Regions from separate parts of the Homo sapiens genome. Here region 1 is linked to region 2. The links are chromatin loops, found by intact Hi-C in ENCODE. Cell type or tissue: IMR-90. All regions are shown on one strand. Links, peaks and the distances in the headings refer to the core of each region. The heading gives the core; the rest is flanking DNA.

What was found. A loop is a pair of places that touch in the nucleus more often than their neighbours do. Peaks named below come from ENCODE experiments on the same cell type or tissue, not always from the same donor. Only the 100,000 strongest peaks of a DNase experiment are listed, where the experiment ranks them.
Region 1: a loop joins it to region 2, with 2.1 times the contacts of the local background. A loop is called at or near these places in 3 of 110 quality-filtered maps.

Annotation. Positions count from the first base shown.
Region 1 is chr5:143,694,384-143,697,304 of GRCh38, forward strand. No RefSeq gene overlaps it. Among named protein-coding and RNA genes, the nearest start is that of MIR5197, 16 kb to the left of the region's middle. In IMR-90, for the core only: no CTCF peak of the experiment used is centred there; a DNase peak (open chromatin) is centred at 1,318.
Region 2 is chr5:144,141,084-144,144,004 of GRCh38, forward strand. It overlaps the pseudogene RN7SL87P. Among named protein-coding and RNA genes, the nearest start is that of YIPF5, 28 kb to the right of the region's middle. In IMR-90, for the core only: a CTCF peak has its summit at 1,397 (motif pointing left); a DNase peak (open chromatin) is centred at 1,378.

The DNA of each region.
Region 1 (2,921 bases), core at 236-2,735, 450 kb before region 2:
TTTTTTTTCTTCAATTGGAAGATCTGGCAATGTTGGGCCTACATTCTAATGTGGTCATACTTGGCAGAATCTAGCTGTGGCTGCCTGTAATAGAATGCAACTCCCACCTGGGCCCTGCACTCACTTAATGTTACCTTGTAGACACTTTTGTTTGCTCCCTCTGTTGAAGGTAGGGCTGGACCAAAATAGGCAGCGTTTTCCACTGTGGCTCAAAACCCCTGTCACGTGAACACAAAAGACTTAGCTGTGGCCAGCTGAAACGACCAAAGTGCACACATACGTTGTTGACTAGATGTCTGCTTTCTGAGCAAGAAAGATTCACTGCTCCCACTAGAAGGCTGAGAGCATAGACTTTAAAACCACTTGAGAATGACGCTCAGGTGAGAATAATTTTTAGTTCAATTAAAAGAAAAGCATTGGTGAGGGATTTGTGATTATCATTTCCTTCTGCATGATTCTTCCCTTTTAAGAAACATTTTTGTTTCCATTCTATCTATTGGGGGCTTTTACAACGAGTATTTGGGAAAAATTTCATGGAAGAGTCAAAGGTTTTGAGAGGACTTTTTTTGTTCTTATAAAATTTAGTCAAGTGCCAGATATTGTATTTTAACTAGATTTCCTGCTCTGAAATAGGCCAGGGAAGTGACCCAGAGCCAGGCATGCAATTGTCATGAGTGAGGAAGAGTTGTATACTTGGGAGTGTGGAGAAAATGATCCCAAACTTTGGAAAGTCTAGTAATAACCCACATTAGGAAATAGCCCCAAACAAATATACTCCTACCCCTGCTGCCTCTCCTCTCTACTCCAATTGTGTTGAATTGTATCTGTAAGCTGTATTATGGGTTTTCTAAAGTGGTTTACGAATAAGCAGAGTAAAGTAGTTCTTTCTATGGTCAGACTCCTAGTTGAAAAACCACCACGTATGATATTTTACAAAGCAAAAGAATCCTTCGCACAAGCTTGGAATCCCCTCTTCTTTATTTGTATTAGTCAATAAAGCAGACAATTCCTGGTTCCCAAAACACAATTCGAACTTTGAGCAGATATGGGCTCAGGCCTTGACCTGTATCTGGGCCAGAGCTACCTGCTTTGATTCTTCATGGAAAGGAAGTCCCTAATGAGCACATTACTTGACAAACAGACAAACAGGCCTTTTTAGTTTTTTTTTTTTTTGGGGGGGGTCGGGGGTGGTGTTGGGAATTATTTGGTAGGTAAAGCTAATCAGAAGACACATCTCCGTTCTTTTTAAACTTCTTGCTGAATTCAGAGTGGCAAGTGGCCAATGATTACTATCGTTTCTATTAGTCATCTAGTTACATGTTTAGGGATAACATATTTTGCTTTTGATAGGAAAAGGTTATCTCTGAAGAAAGTCATGAATGAGCCATCTTGTAGAGAGCAGTATACTGTAAAATTAGAAGAGAACTGTTTTTGTATTAAGGACACATTTGAAAACTCTTTAAAACATTTCCTTAAGCCAACAATAGGCCACAAGATCTCATTCATTCAGTAATCAACAAGGGCCAGGGGATAGCATTCTGGGAAAAGAGAAGCTGAAACGCAAATGTCCTCAAGTGGAGGGCTGAGGAAAGCTTAGAAGTAAACAAAAAGGTAGCCAGAGTAGGTGACATTAGGAGTAGAACAAGATAAAGTCAGAAAGTTAGACAGGGCTCAAGTCATAAGAGGATTTTTCATAGTAGATGGATGCATCCTTTGGGAACTCTAGACCAGTGCTGGCAAACCACAGCCTGCAAACTCAGTCTGGCCTTCTGCCTATTTTTACAAATAAGGTTTTACAGGAATACCTAAATGCTCATTCATTTAGGTATTGTCTATGACTGCTTTTGCACTACAATGGCAGAGTTGTGTGGTTGCAACAGAAACAATATGGCCCACAAAGCTGAACCTATTTGCTATCTGGCCCTTTATAGAAAAGATTTACCAACCAGGTGTGGTGGCTCACACCTGTAATCCCAGCACTTTGGGAGGCCAAGGTGGGTGGATCACCTGAGGTCAGGAGTTCAGGATGAGGCTGGCCAACATGGTGAAACCCCATCTCTACTAAAAATACAAAAATTAGCAGGTGTGGTGGTGCGTGCGTGTAATCCCAACTACTTGGGAGGCTGAGACAGGAGAATCGCTTGAACGAGGGAGGCGGAAGTTGCAGTGAGCCAAGATCGCACCATTGCACTCCAGCCTGGGCAACAAGAGTGAAACTCTGTCTCAAAAAAAAAGGAAAGAAAGAAAAGAAAAGAAAAGGTTTACCAATCATTGTATTAGATCATGCATTCTTGGTGGGTTTTTGGATGTTGCCTTTGGCTTATGGAAAGTTGTCTCTTATGTTAGCTTTGTTTTCTAAAAAGACACTGGATATGATTGCAAGAACAAGAATACCTAAGGCTAAGAGCTGGGCAACCAAGCATGTCTGCCAGAGGATGCCACCTTTTAAAACAATACCATGTGTGTCCCAGGATACTCAAAGAATGAACGTGAGAGGTGGAGGTCAGCCGAGAAGTAGAAACTGAGCAAGTCTGCTCGCTGTTACATGGATTGGTAGTGGTGGAATATGGATGGTTGCTTACATAGTTGTTCATTTGATTTAATGTAAATATCTATTGCTCTTATAAAAGGTTGAGTAATTTACTCCCACATTTGAATAAATGCTCTCAAGGCAATATCTACAACACGTTTGACCTCTCTATTGAGTCATTTTTCCAGACAGCTGTCTCTTGAGCTCGAAGAAACCACAGTTGTTTGAACACGAACTTGTTTCCATTGAGTTTTGCAAGTAGGGGCTTGATTCCATGTTGGGCTTACCTCGGGCTCCCAAACAGGTTCTTCCCAAACATAACTCCCATATTTGCATTCTTCATCTTCCAACTGGCTAGAAACCATAAACTCCTTTAATTGTCTGCTTCAGG
Region 2 (2,921 bases), core at 307-2,806:
GGAGCAGGTCAAAACTCCCATGCTGACCAGAAGAAATCAACACTGCTGACACCTAAGCTCAGACTTTGAGCCTCCAGAACTATGAGAAAATAACAAGAAGAAATGAATTTCCATTGTTTAAGTCAAAGTCTGTAGGACATTGTTATTGTGATCCAAATAAACTAATACAGTGTTCAAGATTTAGCTCTTAAATAAATGAACTTTCTATGGAAGCCATCCCTCCCTGTGGGTTAGATATTTCTCCTACTTATTGCTGGCACTAACTTCTATCATATCACCCACTTATCACATTTCATTGTAATAATCCCTGTATTTATTATTAGTATATATTATATATTAATATATGGTATAATATATATTACATATGTTGTATATGTTATTATATATTATAATAACATTATATCTGGTGAAAGTGACAGAAAATCTGGTTCAAATAAGATCAAGCAAAATGGAAATCTTCTGACACTTCAGAAGGAGATCTAGCTTTGGGCATGTTTTGATTTAAAGACTCATATTGCATCACTAAGGCCAGTCTCTTTTCATCTCTTAACTGCCTTTCTTCACACTAGTGTCATCCTTAGACTTCATGTCATGGCAAGGCAGCTGCCAACAGATTCAAGCCTACATACTCCCAGGTCACTTGATACTCAAGTTTCAGCAAAATTCCCCAGGTTGCATTTCACTGGGTCAGGCCACACGCTTATCCCTGAAGCAATTAGTGGAAGCAAAGGATGCAACGCTCAGGCCTAGGTGGAATCCATGCCTTGCCAGGAAGTCAGAGGCAGAGTCAGACACCTGAAACCCAAGTACTGAGGGAGGGAGAGAGGGATAGGAGGTGCTTTCCAGAGGAAAATTGAGATCCAGGAGAAGGGAAATGGATGTTGGGTGGGAAATATCAAGTGTTCTTGATGCTTGTTTGTTGCTCTCATATGACTGTTAAGCTCCCAAGGACTAAACAATCCACTTTCTTTATCTTCTGGACCTAGCAAGTTCACTAAATATAAAATAATAGGCACCAGTAAGTGTGTATTGAATGAATAAATGCAGTAGATGCGGCACCATCAATGAAGCATGAGAAAGAGATTTCTGTTCCTGTTGCAACCAGGACAGAGTGGAGTTTCACTTGTCTCCAGAGTTAGAAAAAAGCCTGCAGCCTCACAGCCTGAGCCTGGCCTATAGAGGAAAATGGCCCTCTTCCCAGCAAGTAACACACAGGCAGTTTTGGTGAGACTGTGCATATCAACTTTGTGATCAAATTCTATCTGGATGTGGAAGAGCAGTTGAAAATGAAGATATAAACAAATGAGGAAGGTGTGACAACAGAAACTGTCCTAAAATTTTCTGTTCTTTACTTCAGTCGGCAAGTGGGAATGACATCAGATAGGTTACAGAACCACCTAGTGGTGAAAGAGCATCTATGCTGGTATTATAGTATAGACTTGTGAGGTCTGTGTGTATAATGAGCTTAATCTGCCATCCTGGGTGTGGGGGAATGTTGTGCCTCAGTCACTGAAGGGTCTAGGTGCCCTCCTTGGCTTCTGCCTCTTCTCCTACTTCTGGGAATGCTACTGAGAGCAGGGATTTGGGATAAAATGTGTCACCTATATTGGCTTTTCATCTCTACTTTGTTACAGGAGATGTTGGGGAAAAGAGATGTTGACATGACAAAGGAGGCTGAAAACGTTAGTGAAAATCTCAGTCCAACATGTTCTTCTCACATCTATCAACTCCTACTTTCCTTAGAATCTGTGAGGGTGGGGAACACATGAGGGACTTCCAATTTCTACTTCAAATACTTTTGTACTGTAGGAATCAATTTACAATATGCATGCATTGCTTCTGTGATAACAAAAAAGAGGAACCATTTGAAACAAAGAAATGGATGTCACTTCCTCAGGAGCTTTCCCTGATATTTGAAGAGCAGAGTGCAGAAAACCTGCACTGATCTATCTACAAATCTCCCACATGCATTTTTGAGGTGTACAGCTGGCATTACAAGCATAGACAGTGGCTTTGGCACTAAATGGTGCTAACTTTTTCAGATGGGAAGTTGATCCGTGGACCTTGTTAGCCTGGGAACTCTGATCTTCCCCCAGAGAGTCTTGCTTTGGGCAGTACAATACTACAGGCCCTTGCCCTTGCCCCTCATTCTCAAGGGAGGTGGCTTGCTGCAGTATTCGAAGGAAATGAGGCTGGCAGATGAAGATGACTTGGTACTTCATTCATAAGACGGTAGTCACAATTCAAAATGCAGTCGGTGGCCTAGAAGTGCAGCTCTTTATGATGTTCTACATAAAGAGTTCCAAAGGCTTTAGATCATAATACATACAGCAGAATTACTGATAATTAAGTACACAATATTTAGAAATGTATCATTCCCCAAAGCTGTATTTTGAGGAGGGTAATTTGTGACCTGATGGTTTGGAGAGGGAGAGACACCAGCTTCCAAAATACCAATTAGGAGAGTGTTGTAATAATACAGGGGCAATAACGATGACAATTGCCATGGCAGGGAAAAAAGCGTTTCTTTGCCAGCACTGAATCCTCATTGTGCCCATTACAGTGCCCAGCATAGTGTAGACCACTGATAAGCATTGATTGAATAAACATTTACATAACCTGGATGATTAACCATAGTACTGTAGAGGATGAAGGCATGGGTGAGACTTGAAAGAATACAGAAGACTTGCCTAGTTCAGAGATGTAAGAAGCTATGGGGAGAGAAAATCAAATGATGACTCTGCATTCTTGTTGGTTAGTGGTATGGATGTGAGAAAGAGATGGAAAGGGAGAGAGGGAAAGGGAGAAGAAGAGAGAAGTCAAAAGGGCAACAGGAGATAGGAAGGAGAGAGAGAGAGAGAGAGCAACCCACTGAGAGAGAGAGAGAGAGCACGCAATGTGAAGGGACAGACTTTCAGGGT